2 separate regions of the Homo sapiens genome follow, and region 2 is linked to region 1. A link is a loop called in an ENCODE intact Hi-C map of the cell type or tissue named here. Cell type or tissue: B cell. All regions are shown on one strand. Each heading gives the region's core, and the rest is flanking DNA. Links, peaks and the distances in the headings are about the cores only.

Region 1 (13,322 bases), core at 4,569-7,068:
CCCCCAAAGGTTGCGAAGTTTGCTCCACACATCTAGTTCCATTTACTCTTTTTTTTTTTCACACCTGAAGAAGGAAAGTTTGGCCAAGCTCAAAACCATAATGTCCTTAGTTCAGACAACAAATTATTACACTTTCTTCTTTCTGGGAAAAACATGTGCAAAGATTTTCCCTCGGAAATGTGCCTGTTTTTAAAAGTCTCTAAAACTCAAGAGTGCTAGCATTTGCTACTCTGAAGATCTAGCCAGGAAAATGGGGGCAAAGGGAGGGCCATGAAAGCCCACTGTGTCCTTTTAGTGTTGGGGACGTGAAGACACAGGCCTGATCAGTGTACAAGGCCAGGACTGGGAGGCTGGAAACTTGGGTTAGAGCCCTGGCTCCACTACTTCCAACTGTGTCATCCAGGCCAATCCCTTTTTACTGTTTCCTTGTCAGTGAAATAGGAACATACTTGTTCTGTCTCTCAGAATAGTTCTGGGGCTAAGATGGTAAAACAATGAAGACACTCTCTGAGACCTCAAGTTCTAAACCAAGGGTCACTTAGGCAAGTGCCTTCCAGAGCCAGATAGGTAATGCAACTTTGTGAATTGGCCACATTAGAAAATGGTGGGAACCCAGGATTGATTTATGATATGGTTTGGCTGTTTCCCCACCCAAATCTCGTCTGGAATTTTAATCCCCATAGTTCCTATATGTGGTGGGAGGGAGGTGATTGGATAATGGGAGCAGTTTCCCCCATGCTATTCTCATGATAGTGAGTTCTCATGAGATCTAATGGTTTTCTAAGCATCTGGCATTTCCCCTGCTTGCACTTCTCTCTCCTGCCACCATGTAAAGAAGGCCCTTGCTTCCCCTTCACCTTCCGCCACGATTGTAAGTTTCCTGAGGCCTCCTCAGCCATGTGGAACTGTGAGTCAATTATACCTCTTTCCTTTATAAATTACTCAGTCTCAGGTATTTGTTTATAGCAGTGTGAGAACGGACTACTGCAATTCATTGTTGGGCATGCTGAATCTAAGGTGCATACAGGGAAATATAGTTCTAAACTACGTTCTAGGAACCTTAGTTCCAGGAAATATTAATATCCCAGGAAAAAAGGTGGGGGACCGTTGAGGGTCGTTCAGTTTCCCTAGAAAACAAAGCCTGGGGCAATGGTTATATGCTGATGTTTTTAATGAAGGCACAAATCCAGAGCCTCAAGAGTGATATAAAAGGGAGGGCTGGGAAATGATGCAAGATGCTTGGAGGAGCCAGCGGCTCCTGGCAGCAGCTGGCTGGCCACAGAACTCCAGAGTTGGCTGCAGTGGCAACAGTTAAGGAAATGCAAAAGGCTAGGATCCAGGACTTAGGCAGGCTAAGAGAACCTATGAAAACACGTAGAATGTGTCCAACATAAATGTCAAACAAAATTAAGAAACACTAGGTACTACATGCCGCCTCTTAGAAATCCGCAATGCATATTAGCACATTTAACAGTTCTAGAAGTACCTCAGCAAGGAAACCAGTTTCATTTTATTTGATCCAGCATTTCCCAAGCTTATTTGACCACAGAACCTTTCTTTCACGCACTGCTCATCTGTAGAACTCAGTTCTGGTCAGCTATGAATACTGGAATTTGGGGCTTAGGAAAGAGGATAGATTATAGATATGAATTTGAGATTAATAGTGATTAAAGCCAGGAGAATAAAGGAGATCATCCTGGAAGAGTTTCTACAATGATCCTAAGCTTGAGTCCTGGCATACATCAATATTTAAGGGACAAACATAGGAAGAAGATCCCTGAAGAGAGAAAGGGAAGAAACCATTGTAGAATTAGGAGAATCAGGAACCATCACTAGGTAGTAATGACAGTTAATTTTAGGTGTCAACTTGACTGGATTAAAAAATTCCTAGAGGCTGGGCGCCGTGGCTCACGCCTGTAATCCCAGCACTTTGGGAGGCTGAGGCGAGTGGATCACGAGGTCAGGAGACTGAGATCATCCTGGCTAATGTGGTGAAACCCCGTCTCTACTAAAAATACAAAAAAAATTAGCCAGGCACGGTGGCGGGAGCCTGTAGTCCCAGCTGCTCAGGAGGCTGAGGCAGGAGAATGGTGTGAACCCGGGAGGCGGAGCTTGCAGTGAGCCGAGATCGCGCCACCGCACTCCAGCCTGGGCGACAGACTGAGACTCTGTCTCAAAAAAAAAAAAAAAAAAAAAAATTCCTAGAAATCTGGTAAAGCATTATTTTGGGATGTGTAAGTGTGTGATTCTGAGTGAATTCTGTGGAGAAGATCCACCCTTAAGGTGGGGGGACAGCATCCAATCTGCTGAGAATCCAGAGAGAACAAAAACAGAGAAAAGGTGAATGTGTTCATCTATCTGCTGGAACTGGGGTACACTCTTCCTCTCCTCTCCTTGGACAACAACTCTGGGCTCCCCAGCCTTTTGATTCCAGGACTTAACACCAGAGGCCCCTGGGTTCTCAGGCCTTTGGCCTTAGACTGGGAATTATGCCTTCAGCTTGCCTGGTTCTGAGGCCTTTGGATTTGGACTCAGCCACACCAACAGCTTCCCTGGTTCTCCAGCTCGCAGACAGCTTGTGGCAGGACTTCTCAGCCTCCGTAATCACATGAGACAATCCCCCGAATGATGCTCCTCTCATATGTCAATGTAAACTAAAAATACAACCCTAAACCCCCCAGCCCACTGAACAGATCCCCTCTTGTCCAACGGGACCCCAGAAAAACCTTAAAAATGGAGTTCCCAGTCATGACAGGACAGGTCAGACAAGCCTCGTTATACCCCCTCTCTTTTGCAATGTAGACAGAACAACTGATCAGCATTAATATTAAAATTGAGACCATAAGGCTGACAGAATGGACTGTTTGTAGGAATAAGAGACCGTACAGGTCACCCTGACCCAGTGTATCATGTCTTGCTCTTGCAGCCCGACTCTGGCATAGCATCCCATGATGGTTAGCAGATTTCTTAACTAATGTATGTTAAAATTAAACCTAAACATTCCTTCATGCTGACTCCAAGATTTTAGACAAAGCCTTACTCCTTTACCCAATTGCAAATTAAAGAATCTCTCAATCTACTTATGACCTGCAAGCCCCCACTTCAAGATGTCCCACCCTTTTGGGCCAAACCAAAGTATAATCTCCATGTATTGATTTATGACTTTGCCTGTAACTTCTGCTTCCCCAAAATGTATAAAACAGAGTTGCATTGTGACTGCCTTGGGAGCACGTACTCGAGGCTCTGGGTTTGTATTTTCCCCAGGCTGCAGTCACTCATACTGGTTCAAAATAAACCTCTTTAAAACATAGTATATATTACAGAGTTTTTTTTTTTCCATTGACAGTTTCTCTCTATAGATACAGACACAGATACAGTAGATATTGATATATATTGATTCTGTCTCTCTGGAGAACACTGACTAATACAATAGTTAAAGTAGAAAGGAATTTATGACCAGGTATAGGTGAGCAGAGGACACCCCAGGCTTGAGTTACTAAGAAATCCATCTTCCCGATCAGGCATTACCCTAGAGCTTGTTAGAGATGTAAAATCTTATATGTCATGGCAGATCTACTGAATCAAAATCTGCGTTTTATCTAGATTTTTCAGGCCATTCATATGAACATTAAAGTTTGAAAAGTTCTGTCTTACAACATTACTAGCAGGGCTGGAGGGGTAGACTTAAAATGGAGCTTCCAGAAATAATTGTAAACCCTAAGAATCATCACGGTTCTGCCATCACTGATCATGAAAGAACCTGCCACCACTCCTGCCACAGGAAGCTACTGGGCCAGAAACCAGTACTGATTGGGGACTACAAAATCAATCTGCCACAATCCACATCAGCAAAATGAATGCCCTACCTGCATCCTCTCTCTCCAGTTAACTTAGTTTCAGGTTCAAGTTACATGCAAGTTTATAGAATGATAATTCCTAAGCTCATTTGGATTGCCAGCTGCAATGGAGTGTAGGAAGTGTGACATCCCAGCTGTAATGTACTGGAAGGAGATGGGAAGGGATGTTATGTGAACCAGTCCGTAGAATCCACCATTGGTGGTGTCATGGAAGCTCTGACATGAGCTTCTTTATATCCCTCCGTATCTTTTCTCCCCCTCATTCATGGTAATCCAATTTTTAGCTAAATAAGGACTACATTTCCCAGCCTCTCTGCAGATAGATATGACCATGTGACTGAGTTTGGGTCAATAATATAAAAGTGGAAATGTCCCAGCACTTTGGGAGGCCAAGGCGGGCAGATCATGAGGTCAGGAGATCAAGACCATCCTGGCTAACACAGTGAAACCCCGTCTCTACTAAAAATACAAAAAATTAGCCAGGCATGGTGGCACATGTTTGTAATCCCAGCTACTCCGGAGGCTGAGGCAGGAGAATGGCGTGAACCTGAAAGGCAGAGGTTGCAGTGAGCTGAGATCATACCACTGCACTCCAGCCTTGGCAACAGAGTGAGACTACGACTCAGAAAAAAAAACAAAAAGTGGAAATGTCACATAGCAGCTTCTAGGAATCTTTGAGAGAAAGTAGGATCATGTCCTTTACATTCATCTTTTTTCCTCCCTCCATTGTGCTGTTTGGAGCATGAGATGGTACCGTCTTAGACTAGGAGGTTGAGGGCTACACCCTAGGAGTTGGCAGAGCTTTGAGTTAGGAAGAACCTGAGGCCAGGTGCAATGGCTCACGCCTGTAATCCCAACATTTTGGGAGATGGAGGCGGGTGGATTGCTTGAGTCCAAGAGTTCAAGACCAGACTAGGCAACACGGCAAAACCCCATCTCTACTAGAAAAAAAAAAAAAATTAGAAAGGCATGCTGGCACATGCCTATAGTCCCAGCTACTCAGGAGGCTGAGGCGGGATCGCTTGAGCCCAAGAGGACAAGGCTGCAGTGAGCCGTGATCACACCACTGCATACCAGCCTGAGCAACAGAGCTAGACTTTGTCTCCAAAAAAAAAAAGAGTATAATCAACAGGCAATAGCTGATAGAAAAAGTAAGGCCTGAGAAGTGGCCCCTGGATTTGGCCCTAGACTGTTGATGACATTAGCAAGAGCAGTTTCAGTAGAAGGGGCAGGGCAGAAGCTAGACTAGAGACTGCTGGGAGAATGAGAATCGAGAAAGTAGAGGGAGCAAGTACTGTCAACCACTTTGAGCAGCATGACATGGTGATCAGGAGACAGTGAAGGCTGTGGGCTCCATGGAGGGTTTTCCTGGCTTTTCTCTACTTTTAGGACCAGGGCAGACAGAGCAAGGGTGGCCTGGGATATCCAATGTCATTCAGTGTTGCAGCCCATCTGGTGGCTGTGGCCTTCATAGCCCTGGAAATGCTGATGCTGTCTCAGAAACAAGGGGATAGTGGGAACCTGGAATAAAGGAGGCTGGAGGATGATTTAGGCTCAGCCAGAGTAGATGCTGTTAAGTCCTTCCCGTTGGGCTGCTCCACACTGGGGTGCCTCTGGGCATCCTTCAGCGAGAGGCTGCCCCTAGTGTCCCCTCCCTCCCCGCCTCTGGTGCTGCCGGCTGCATCCCAGGCCTGGAACCAACATGCCGAACAGCCTCAGCACATCTGCATAGCTGACGTCAAAGCAGACCACAGTTTGTCCTCTGGGGAGGAAAGGGAACCACAGTATGTGTGTTGGTTTCTCTTCTATCTGAAAGCTCTTTCGCCCTTTTCTGCACTCAGGCCCCTGGCTAGCTTTCCTGATGTGCCTCTGGGATTCTTCCCCTTGGCACCTCCTCAACCCCGCCCTGCAGTCCCAGGTTTATCCGTTTCTTGTCACCTTGTGCTCAGCTGGGAACCCCTCCCTGCCTTTTCACATCCCTTACATCACTCCCTGAACACACTAGTCACTTACGTCCTCTCCTTCTTCAACTTTCTTTCCTCTCAAATGATAAAACCACCTTCCCAATCAAAGATTTATTGTGCAGGGAAGTTTTCCCAGCTCCCCACGGTAGTGAGATTAGCCAAAGGCGAATCACATGGGGGAAACTGGAGAAGGAAATGGCCCAGATTTACACCAGAGCTGTGGGGAGCAGAACCAGCAGCCAATCACAGAGGATCCTCCCTGAGTGGCTGACCCTTTGCGGGGACATAAAGTGTCCATTTATCTCCTATCTTGGGAAGAAGTGAGGGTCCTCACGAGGGCCTGGCACTTGCCAGTCTGCCAATTGCTGGGACGAATCTCAGGTTTTATTAGCCCCTCAATGGTCTCATGTATCCAAGGAGAAAGTGAGGGTCCCATGTCTGAGCCCAAGCAGGGGTTGCTCTCACCTTGGCAGCTCCCCATCTCCAGGATGTGCTCTTGCTACTCTGGAATATGGCAGCCTCTGCAAGTGATACTGGGCTTACAACACAGAAAGTGTCTCAAAAAACTTATAAGCATCCCTCAGAAACCTCTCCTGCTCCCCACTCCTGGGGCCCCATCAAAACCCAGCTTCCAGTGTTTTAAATCAAAATATAGCAGCCACAGAAAGCCTTCAGGATTGATAAGAGTTGAGCCAAGCAGATTCAAATAGCAGTAGGTCTGGTACCCTACAATGGTCTTGCCCTCCTCTGACCAATATGTCCTGGATGAGGAGGAAGAATTCAGCAAAAGGAGCAAGCTTCCCTCAAGGTGCTTAGGAAAAAATACACACTCTGGACACTGAAAAGCTTGGGGCTGATCCTATCCCTGCCACTGCTGACTTTGGGTTCTTTTTTTTGAGACAAGATCTCACCACGTTGCCCAGGTGGGTGTCATGAACTCCTGGGCTCAAGTGATCCTCCTGCGTCAGCCTCCTGTGTGGCTGGGACTATCGGCGTGAGCCCACTGTACCTGACTCCTATGGGTATATTTTTAACTTCTTTGAGTTTCCACTTTCTCAATTGTAAAACAAGGCTTATATTTCCTTTTACCTAAAATTGTAAAAAATTAAATGAAATTATGCATGCACAGTTCTTGACTTTTATTAAGTTACTAACCTGCTTGAAGGTAAAGCTTCAGAATAACTTCTTGTTTCCCATTTTCAGAAATTCTCTCCTCTCTGCTTTCGGCTTACCTTTCTCTTCTCTTATCATTTTCTTCCCCAGCACCTGGAAGGTCTCCTAGGTCCCTGCTATTCAAAGGTTCAGGGCAAGCAGTATCACTTAGGACCTTTTTAGAAATGCAGAATCTCAGGGCCCACCACAGACCCTCTCTGAATCTGAATCGGCATTTTAACAAGATTCCCAAGTTTTTCTCTGTGCATACTAAACTTTGAGACGTGCTTGTACTAGATCACCCCTTTCTTCTTTAATTTATGACATCAAATAGCACTGGTTTCAATAATTCACACCACTAACAGGAGTTTCCCCCCAGCAAATTGCATACTACTTACTAAAATCTCCTTGATTATGATACTGGAGTAACAATAAGTCATAATATTAATGAAAATTATAGCACAGTGTAACATGTGTTTAATGCTTTGGTATTTACAACATGCTTTTATACCCACATAATCTCATCTGATTCTAGAATATGGAATAGTTATCAATCAGTGAATTGATGAATGAATGAATGACTTGGGGCTATTTGGTGGAGAGAAACTGGATTATAAGAGGATTTTGAGGTTATATCAGTGAAGAATTTTGCTCAGCTGCTACTAAGAGAGATCCAAGTCAACAGTGGTCTAAATAAGACAGGGTCTTAGTTTTCTCCTAGGAAAGGCCAGGCAGGTATGGGGACTCTATCTACAAGGTCTCCAGATTAGAATTATTTTGTCTTCTGCTCTGCTATCTGTGGCACATGACTTTACTCCTTAAGATCACCTCACGGATAAAAAATGACTGCTAGGGCCTCACCCATCAAGTCCATGTCCCAGGGAGGTAAAGGAAGAATGATGGGGGGAAAGATGAAGTGGTACTTGCTAGCTAAGTTAGCCTCCTTTATACAGCTTTCTCAAAACGCCACCCAATCACTTCCCCTTACTTCTCATTAGCCATCCCTATCTGCAAGGAAAATGTAGTCTTAGCTAAGACTAGGCACATTGCTGCCCCCAATATAGGAGTAAGGAAGGTGGGATAGTGGCTATAAGGAAGAAAACTAGCATTCTTCCTATGGCATGAATGACAGGAGCATGAATGAAAGGGAGAGATTGATATACAAATCATGTTCAGTGTGCCAAGGCCTTTCTGGAAGTGTTTCGTATTTCTCCTTATGTAATGGCTCAACAAGGAAAAGAGTCAGGACAGGATGGAGTGGTCTCTGCTGGGCTGCTTCTGGGGAAAAAGAAAATGTCTTTCACTGATGTATTAGCTGAGGGCCCAAAGTTGGGTAATGTGAGAAACCAGGACTCTCAGCTGGCCCAACTCAGCTGAAGTATTGCTCTCTCTTCAAAAGATGCTGGCTTAATGATGGAGTTATCATCACTCATGCTCTTCTTCCTATATGGGATGCTCCCCTCACTCTACATCTGAATTCCCAGCTCCTTCTACGCAACTCCCACTCAGTCCTCAGTTCTTAGCTCATAGGTTCTTTTTTCTTTTTTTTCTCTTGCTCTGTCGCCCGGGCTGGAGTGCAGTGGCGCAATCTCGGCTCACTGCAAGCTCTGCCTCCCGGGTTCATGCCATTCTCCTGCCTCAGCCTCCCAAGTAGCTGGGACTACAGGCGCCCACCACGATGCCTGGCTAATTTTTTGTATTTTTAGTAGAAATGGGGTTTCACCATGTTAGCCAGCATGGTCTCGATCTCCTGACCTCATGATCTGCCCGCCTCGGCCTCCCAAAGTGCTGGGATTACAGGCATGAGCCACCTCACCTGGCCAAAGCTCATATGTTCTCATAACCTTGTTACATGTTCTCATAAACCTGGAATTTGGTCAGGTGTGGTGGCTTACGCCTGTAATCCTAGCACTTTGAGAGGCTGAGGCAGGAGGATTGCTTGAGCCCAGGAGTTCAAGATCAGCTTGGGAAACATAGTGGTATCCTGTCTCTACAAAAAAAATTAAAAAATTAGCTGGGTGTGGTGGTACACACCTGTAATCCTAGCTACTTGAGAGGCTGAGGCGGGAGGATTGCTTGAGCCCAGGGGATCGAATTTGCAGTGATCCATGTTTGTGTCACTGTATTCCAGCCTAGGTGACAGTGCGAGACCTTGTCTCAAAAAACAAAAACAAAAAAACCCTTGAAATTTACTTGTTTGAGATCTGTTCCTGCCCCAGTCTTTTATTCTACCTCCAAGTAGAAGGTCCCTGAGGGGAGATACCATGTCTATCCTATTCATCAGTGAATTTCAAGCATTTTGTACTGTACCCAGAACACAGTAGTTGCTCCACAAATATTTTCTGAATGAATAAATATATCTTATAATAAAGTTCATACTATTTCTTAGCGATCTTTGGATTGTAATTAACAAAAATCTACCTAAACTAGTTTAATCAAGAAGGGGAACTTATTTATAATGATACTGGAACATCTCATAGAGACAAGGGACTAGATTATAGCCTAGCCTCAGGAATGGAGTAGAACTAGAAACTCAAATGCCACTGGGAATCTTTCTGTTTGTCATTCTCTCTCATAAAACCAGATTCTTCTGCTTGTTACTCCTATATAGTAAGGAAAATATGGCTGCCAAGAGCACCTAACTGTTATATGTTGTTGGGCCAATCAGCTGGAGGGGAGTTAATATAGCTCTCTGTTCTCTCTTTCTTCAATATTCCAGCATGGCTCAGGTGCCTGACCCTGGACCAATCAAGTGACAAAGGGTCAGGGTCATATTGTAGAAACATGGCAGCTCCCACTACAACCTTGTGGTTTGGGTATGGGAGAGTTGTTTCCTGGAAAAGAGGTTTTAGGAAGACAAAAAAAATGGGTGTCCATTGGAGCGAGCATCACTCATCCCTGCCCCAGCACTGGCTCCTTGACCATAGCTCTAGCATTTCCTTAGATTGATGCCTGGATCCCTAGCACCTCCAATGGGTCTTGAGGGCCCTTGCCAGAGGCCTCTGATAGTTTCTAATCCGATTCTTTGTTTACTCCCCTGAACCATTTTCCCCCAATAATGCCAGTATTTAGAGATACCATGGGTGCTTGAGACTTCACAGGGAGGAAGAGGCAGCCTGGCCTCCTCAAGATCCAAGAGATCTTGCTGGGCTTTACTGCCTGCAGAAGGTGACAGTGGAGTCAGGAGAGCTGTTGGACAAGGACAGACCTCAGGTGGGGGCAGCTCTCTTCATGATTTCCTTCAACTAGCACCCTACTCCTCTTACATCTGGTCATCATGCAGCTGTGAGGGATGGGCCTCCATAACCATCTGACAAATGAGGAAACTGAGGTCCTTAAAGGGGGCAGGACATGAGCATGGTCATTTAACAGATGTCTCAGTTCATTATGTATTGCTATAACAGAACATCTCAGGCTGGGTAGTTTATAAAGAAATTTATTTCTCACAGTTCAGGAGGCTGGGAAGTCCAATATCAAGGTGTTGGCATCTGGTGAGGGCCTTCATGCTGCATCATCCCCTCATGAAAGGTGGAAAGGCAAGAGGGGTGAAAGCAAGAGTGCAAAAGTGTGCTGAACTCACTTTTCTTACAGACCCAATCTCTCAAGAACTAATCCACTCCTGAGATAATGACATTAATTCATTCATTAGGGCAGAGCCTCCACAACCTAATCACCTCTTATTCAGCCCCATCTCCAACACTGTTGCATTGGGTATTAAGTTTCCAACACATAAACTTGGGGGACACCTTCAAACCATAGCAATAGATAAATAGCAAAGAAAACACTTGAACTTAAGCTTCCCTTCTTTATGCTCCAGCTATAGGGACTGGATGAGTTTAACATCTCTTCTGCAGAGACAATGCTGTGTTCAACAGATATAGACTACGTTTCCCAGGATCCCTTGCATGTAGGTATGTTGTGTGACTGAGTTCTGCCAATGGAAGGAGGTGGAAGAGATGCATACCACTTTCACATTTGGCCATGAAATATTCTACACACTTAAGCTGGGTGCAGTGGCTCATGCCTGTAATCCCAGCACTTTGGGAGGCCAAGGCGGGTGGATCACCTGAGGTCAGGAGTTCGAGACCAGCCATGGCCAACATGGTGAAACCCTGTCTCTACTAAAAACACAAAAAATTAGCTGGGCGTGATGACAGACGCTTATAATCCCAGCTATTCCGGAGGTTGAGGCAGAAGAATCGCTTGAACTGGGGAGGTGGAGGTTGAAGTGAGCCAAGATCGTGCCACTGTACTCTAGCCCGGGTGACAGAGCGAGACTCCATCTTAAAAAAAAAAAAAAATTCTACACACTATCTCCTCCACCTGTGAGGCTGGAAGCAAAAGGGTCTGAGAATGGTGAAACCTCCTAATGGAAGAAGGCCAAATCTCTGATTTCACCCAGGAGAGAGTTCCCTATCAAGATCTGCATTGGATTTTGCTGAAGCAAGTAATCAATCTTTACTCTTAAGCCACTAAGATTTTGAGGCTATAAGTTCTTATACATAGCCTAGCATACCCAGACTAGCACATCTCTGATGGAGCCCCTCTTCTCCACAAAGAGTTAGACTTGATCTCCCACAGCACTGTATCTGCCCCAGCCCTCACCACCTTCTCCCCTGACAAAGACCCAAAGTACAGTTTTGCAATTAGAAACACAGACCTTAGGTCTCCTCAGAACTGAGTCTGAACTCCAGGTCCACCTCAGACAGACCTAAGCAGGTTTCTTGACCTCTTTAAGACTGTTTCTGCATCTGTAGAGATGGTACCCATGTCAAAATGTGGTTGTAAGGATTAAACGAGATATTATATAATCAATGGTTCACAATAAGATGATGCCACTCTCTGAGGACAGGGGATTGGAAGTTTGTAGGGCCATTTTTAGTTGTAATGATGATTGTGGAACCCTTCTGGCTAGGGATGCTAGAGGTACTGTGACAGGGCACTCCCACACAATGATAAATTGTTGCTTGTTCCCCACACCTTTCATATGGTTCATCATTCATTTGTCTGACATTACAATTACATGAGCCTAGAACCTAACTCTTACATATAATCACAAAATATTGTTGTGTGGCTTTAATTGACTTTTAATTTATTGATTCTTACTTTTTAATTGCAATGAGGTCTCTCTGTGTTTCCCCGGCTGGTCTTGCACTCCTGGGCTCAAGCAATCTTCCTGTCTCAGCCTCCTGATTATCTAGAATTACAGGTGCATGCTGCCACACCCAGCTGTGTGGTTTTAAGATATATTAAATAGTCCAGGAATATCCAAGGGTGTGGACAAGGATGGGGAAGACAGAAGGGATATGGCAGAAACCCAGGTCTGGCAGGAGCAGAGCTATCACCACCACTATGCCCAGGGAGTGAGGGGTGGGAGATTACTAGAACCTGGAAGAAGAGTGTATGTTGCAGAGTGGGCGGAGTGTTGCAGAAAGTGTTCATTTCCTAGGGCTGCCATAACAAATTACTGCAAACTTGGTGACTTAAAACAGAAAAAAGATTCTCAAATTTCCAGAGGCCAAAAGTTTAAAATCAAAGCAAGGTCACATTCCTTTCAAAGGCCCCAGGGAAGAATCCTGCTCTTCCAGCTTCCAAGGGCTCCTTGGCTTGTGGCTGCATAACTCCAATCTGTGCCTCCATCCTCATGCAGCCATCTCTTCTTCTCTGATTTCTCTTCTGTCTCTTATAAAGATACTTGTGATTAGATTCAGGGCCCACCCAGATCATACAGCACGATCTTATCTTGAGATCCTGAATTACATCAGCAAAGATCCTTTCTCCAAATAAGGTCATGTTCACAGGTTCTGGGAGTCAAAACGTGGGCATATCTTTTTGGGGGCCCCCATTCAATCCACCATGGCCACTGTATTAGTCTGTTCTCACATTGCTATAAAGAAATACCTAAGACTGGGTAATTTATAAAGAAAAGAGGTTTAATTGACTCACAGTTCTGCAGGCTGTACAGGAAGCATGACGCTAGCATTTGCTTGGCTTCTGAGGAGGCCTCAGGAAACTTACAATTTTGTAGAGATGAGGTGTAACTATATTGCCCAGGCTGGTCTCAAATTCCTGGACTCAAGTGATCCTCTGTTTCCACCTCTGGGTGGAGCTATGAGTCACCTACACCTGTAATTCTCAATGTTATGTGATCTAAAGCCCCTTTCTTATAATAAATATTTTGCGACACCACCTTTAGCCTACATAGGTAATATAACCAAAGTACATCATGGCTTCATAAAATTAGGCCATAATATGTCACAATTAATGTAAAGGTGAATTAAAATAAATGTTTAACACAAGGATGTATATTTCAACATGTAAATGCTTGGACAGACCCCTGCTAGAAGAT
Region 2 (2,500 bases), core at 1-2,500, 77 kb before region 1:
GATAAGAAAGACAGGCCCTGGCAAGCTCACCAAGCCCCACCACTCACAAGAGGCGGGAAGACGCCCAGCTTCACTCCTGCCCTCCTCACTGAGCACACTCATCGGTACCTCTGCCCCTCCATTTGCTCAAGTAAACATTGATCAAGCACCAAATACACCACAGTGACAGACACATGCATTTTTAATCCCAGGAATGCTGGCTTCTTTATTTATTAGCTATGTGACTTGGGGTACATCACACCTCCAGGCCTCAGTTCCCTCTTTTGTGTTATGGGGAGAGCATGTGCATTGTATTAAATGAGACAACATTGTCTACCAACATAAGATTAGGTCCACCCTTTAAAAGCTGGGTTTTTCAGAATTAAGAAGACCCAGCCCGGGGAGGCTGAGGTTGCAGTGAGCCATGACAGCACCACCGCACTCCAACCTGGGTGACAGAGACCCCATCTCAAAAATGGGGCCCCACTGCCTGACAACAAATGTTGGCTACTATCATTACAGGAAGAGGCTTTCCCATCCATCTTGAACAGTCAGACCATTCCAAATGTCTCTTAGATATCCTACCTGGAGACTCTGCCTTCTGTAGTGTTTGCTTCAAAATTCCTCCCAAATCCTGCTTCTCTGATGAATGGGAAATTACTAAAAACATTTAAGGCTCAAGGGAATTAGCCTGTGGCTTACATGATTAGAGTTTCTCACAGCAGAAGAGAGTCAGGGGGACCTCTGGAGGCCTGTGAAATGCGTAGGAAGTCACGCTTGGTGAAGAGAAGCCAGCATGCTGGGTGCAGGTGTCCCTTTCAAAGACGCAGCTTTTAAAGGGTGGGCCTAATCTTATGTTGGTAGACAAGAGTTACAGTTATCCCTTCCTTCTAGGTCAACTGGCTGCTTTTAGAAGGAGAAGACAGGCCCCCAAAAGAAAGGCCAGAAAACATATAAAATCCCCAAATGATTGAGCAGAGACTGCCACAAGATGGGGACTGGAGACAGCAGACAGAATCGACCAGACATAGACTCTGGAGGCGGTGCTGGGAGAGAAGGCATCTGTAGGAGCAGAGAAAAGCATGCATGGTGAGAGCATTTGTAAAGGCGGTAAGGAAAAGAGAACAGCCAAGGAACTACAAGAAATTCCGAATGAGTGAAGCCAGAATGAAACATGAAGGCAGCGATGAGCCAAATCACCGAGGCTGGGGAGAAGGGTTAGGTGCTTGTTAAGATACTTAAGCTTTATCTTTATTTAGGCCACAGGGAGCCTTAAACCATGGTTTATATGTCAAGGAGGGATTTGTGCCCCAATCCAACTGAAGGCAAGGAGACCAGTTAGGAAGCTGTTGTATGATTCCTATGAGGCAACAACCGTGGGTAAGCAGACAGTGCCTCCCCCAAGGGCCAAAGGCAGGGGCTCCACTTCCACTTCCATGCCCCACCTGCTCCCTGTGTATGTGCACTACACTTGCAAGCAGCCTTTGTAGGGGCGGGGCGAGAGGTTCAGGACAGGTGCTAGAATCTGGTCTAATCCCCAAGAAAATCCTAACTGTGGTTAAGGAAGGCAAGTGTGGCCTTCCCCTGATTGCAACAGGGGACAGATGACCAACTACAGAAAGCCAAGGGCCACTCTTGTCCAAGTTCCAACAGCTTCTGGAAGAACTGTTCTGTCCAATCACCCTGCCTTCCCTGGATGTCAGGTCCATGTGTGTATATCAGCAGACACATCCCTTATCCATAATGGCTTAGGGACCAACTGTGCCCAGCCTCTCCTGCACCAAAAGACACAGCAGCAACATGGCTGGAACCATTAACCCAAAGCCAAGACTCGCAATGAGTCAGAACTTCTACGTGATAAGAGAGACACTGTTGCTCCTATACACATGCCCTGGCTCATCACAGAGCCACACCCCTCCCCACCATGCAAGAACGCAGCACTAAGCTCTCAACAGGACAGATCCGGGGGCAGGTCTGCAGCCAGTGGCAATGTTTGCTGAAACACCCTCTGTATGCTTTTCTGTGCCCACTGAGACAGTAAGAGGAAGGAACTAGGCCGAGTGGGTTGCATGAAACAGTAACAGATCAGCGGCAGCAGAAGCTCTGACGGGGCATTCCTATAGGCCTAAGTGTGGATCCTGGAACAGTGGACAGGCTGGGAGATGATCCCCAGAGAATTACTGGAAACAGCCTGGGATTATACAAATGCTGAGTTTGTGGAGGGCTAATAATATCTACTCAGCCATGAGTTCACAGCAGTTGGGCTCTAGTTTTGCTTTTGTTGTTGTTGTTTTTTTGCAGGGGAGACAGGGTCTCGCCATGTTGCCCAGGCTGGCCTTGAGCTCCTGGACTCCAGCAATCTTCTCACCTCAGCCTCTTGAGAAGCTGGGACTGTTAGCACATGCCACCACACCCAGCTGGGCTCTAGTTGTTAAACATTGTTAACTATTGTTAACCATAGTTAACCATTGTTAACATTGTTAACTATTGTTAACCATAGCAATATGGTAGCTCAGAGCTC

What was found. Peaks named below come from ENCODE experiments on the same cell type or tissue, not always from the same donor. Only the 100,000 strongest peaks of a DNase experiment are listed, where the experiment ranks them.
Region 2: it touches region 1 in a loop (4-fold over the local background); 5 of 110 quality-filtered maps call a loop at or near these places.

Annotation. Positions count from the first base shown.
Region 1 is chr9:33,197,107-33,210,428 of GRCh38, forward strand. No RefSeq gene overlaps it. Among named protein-coding and RNA genes, the nearest start is that of SPINK4, 36 kb to the right of the region's middle. RefSeq lists an enhancer at 5,211-5,260. In B cell, for the core only: no CTCF peak of the experiment used is centred there; a DNase peak (open chromatin) is centred at 5,605; H3K4me3 peaks cover 670 bases.
Region 2 is chr9:33,124,182-33,126,681 of GRCh38, forward strand. The region is part of intron 2 of B4GALT1 (beta-1,4-galactosyltransferase 1); the gene reads right to left. Among named protein-coding and RNA genes, the nearest start is that of MIR12117, 17 kb to the left of the region's middle. RefSeq lists an enhancer at 640-689. In B cell, for the core only: a CTCF peak has its summit at 965; DNase peaks (open chromatin) are centred at 770, 1,470 and 1,970; H3K4me3 peaks cover 1,556 bases; H3K27ac peaks cover 2,500 bases.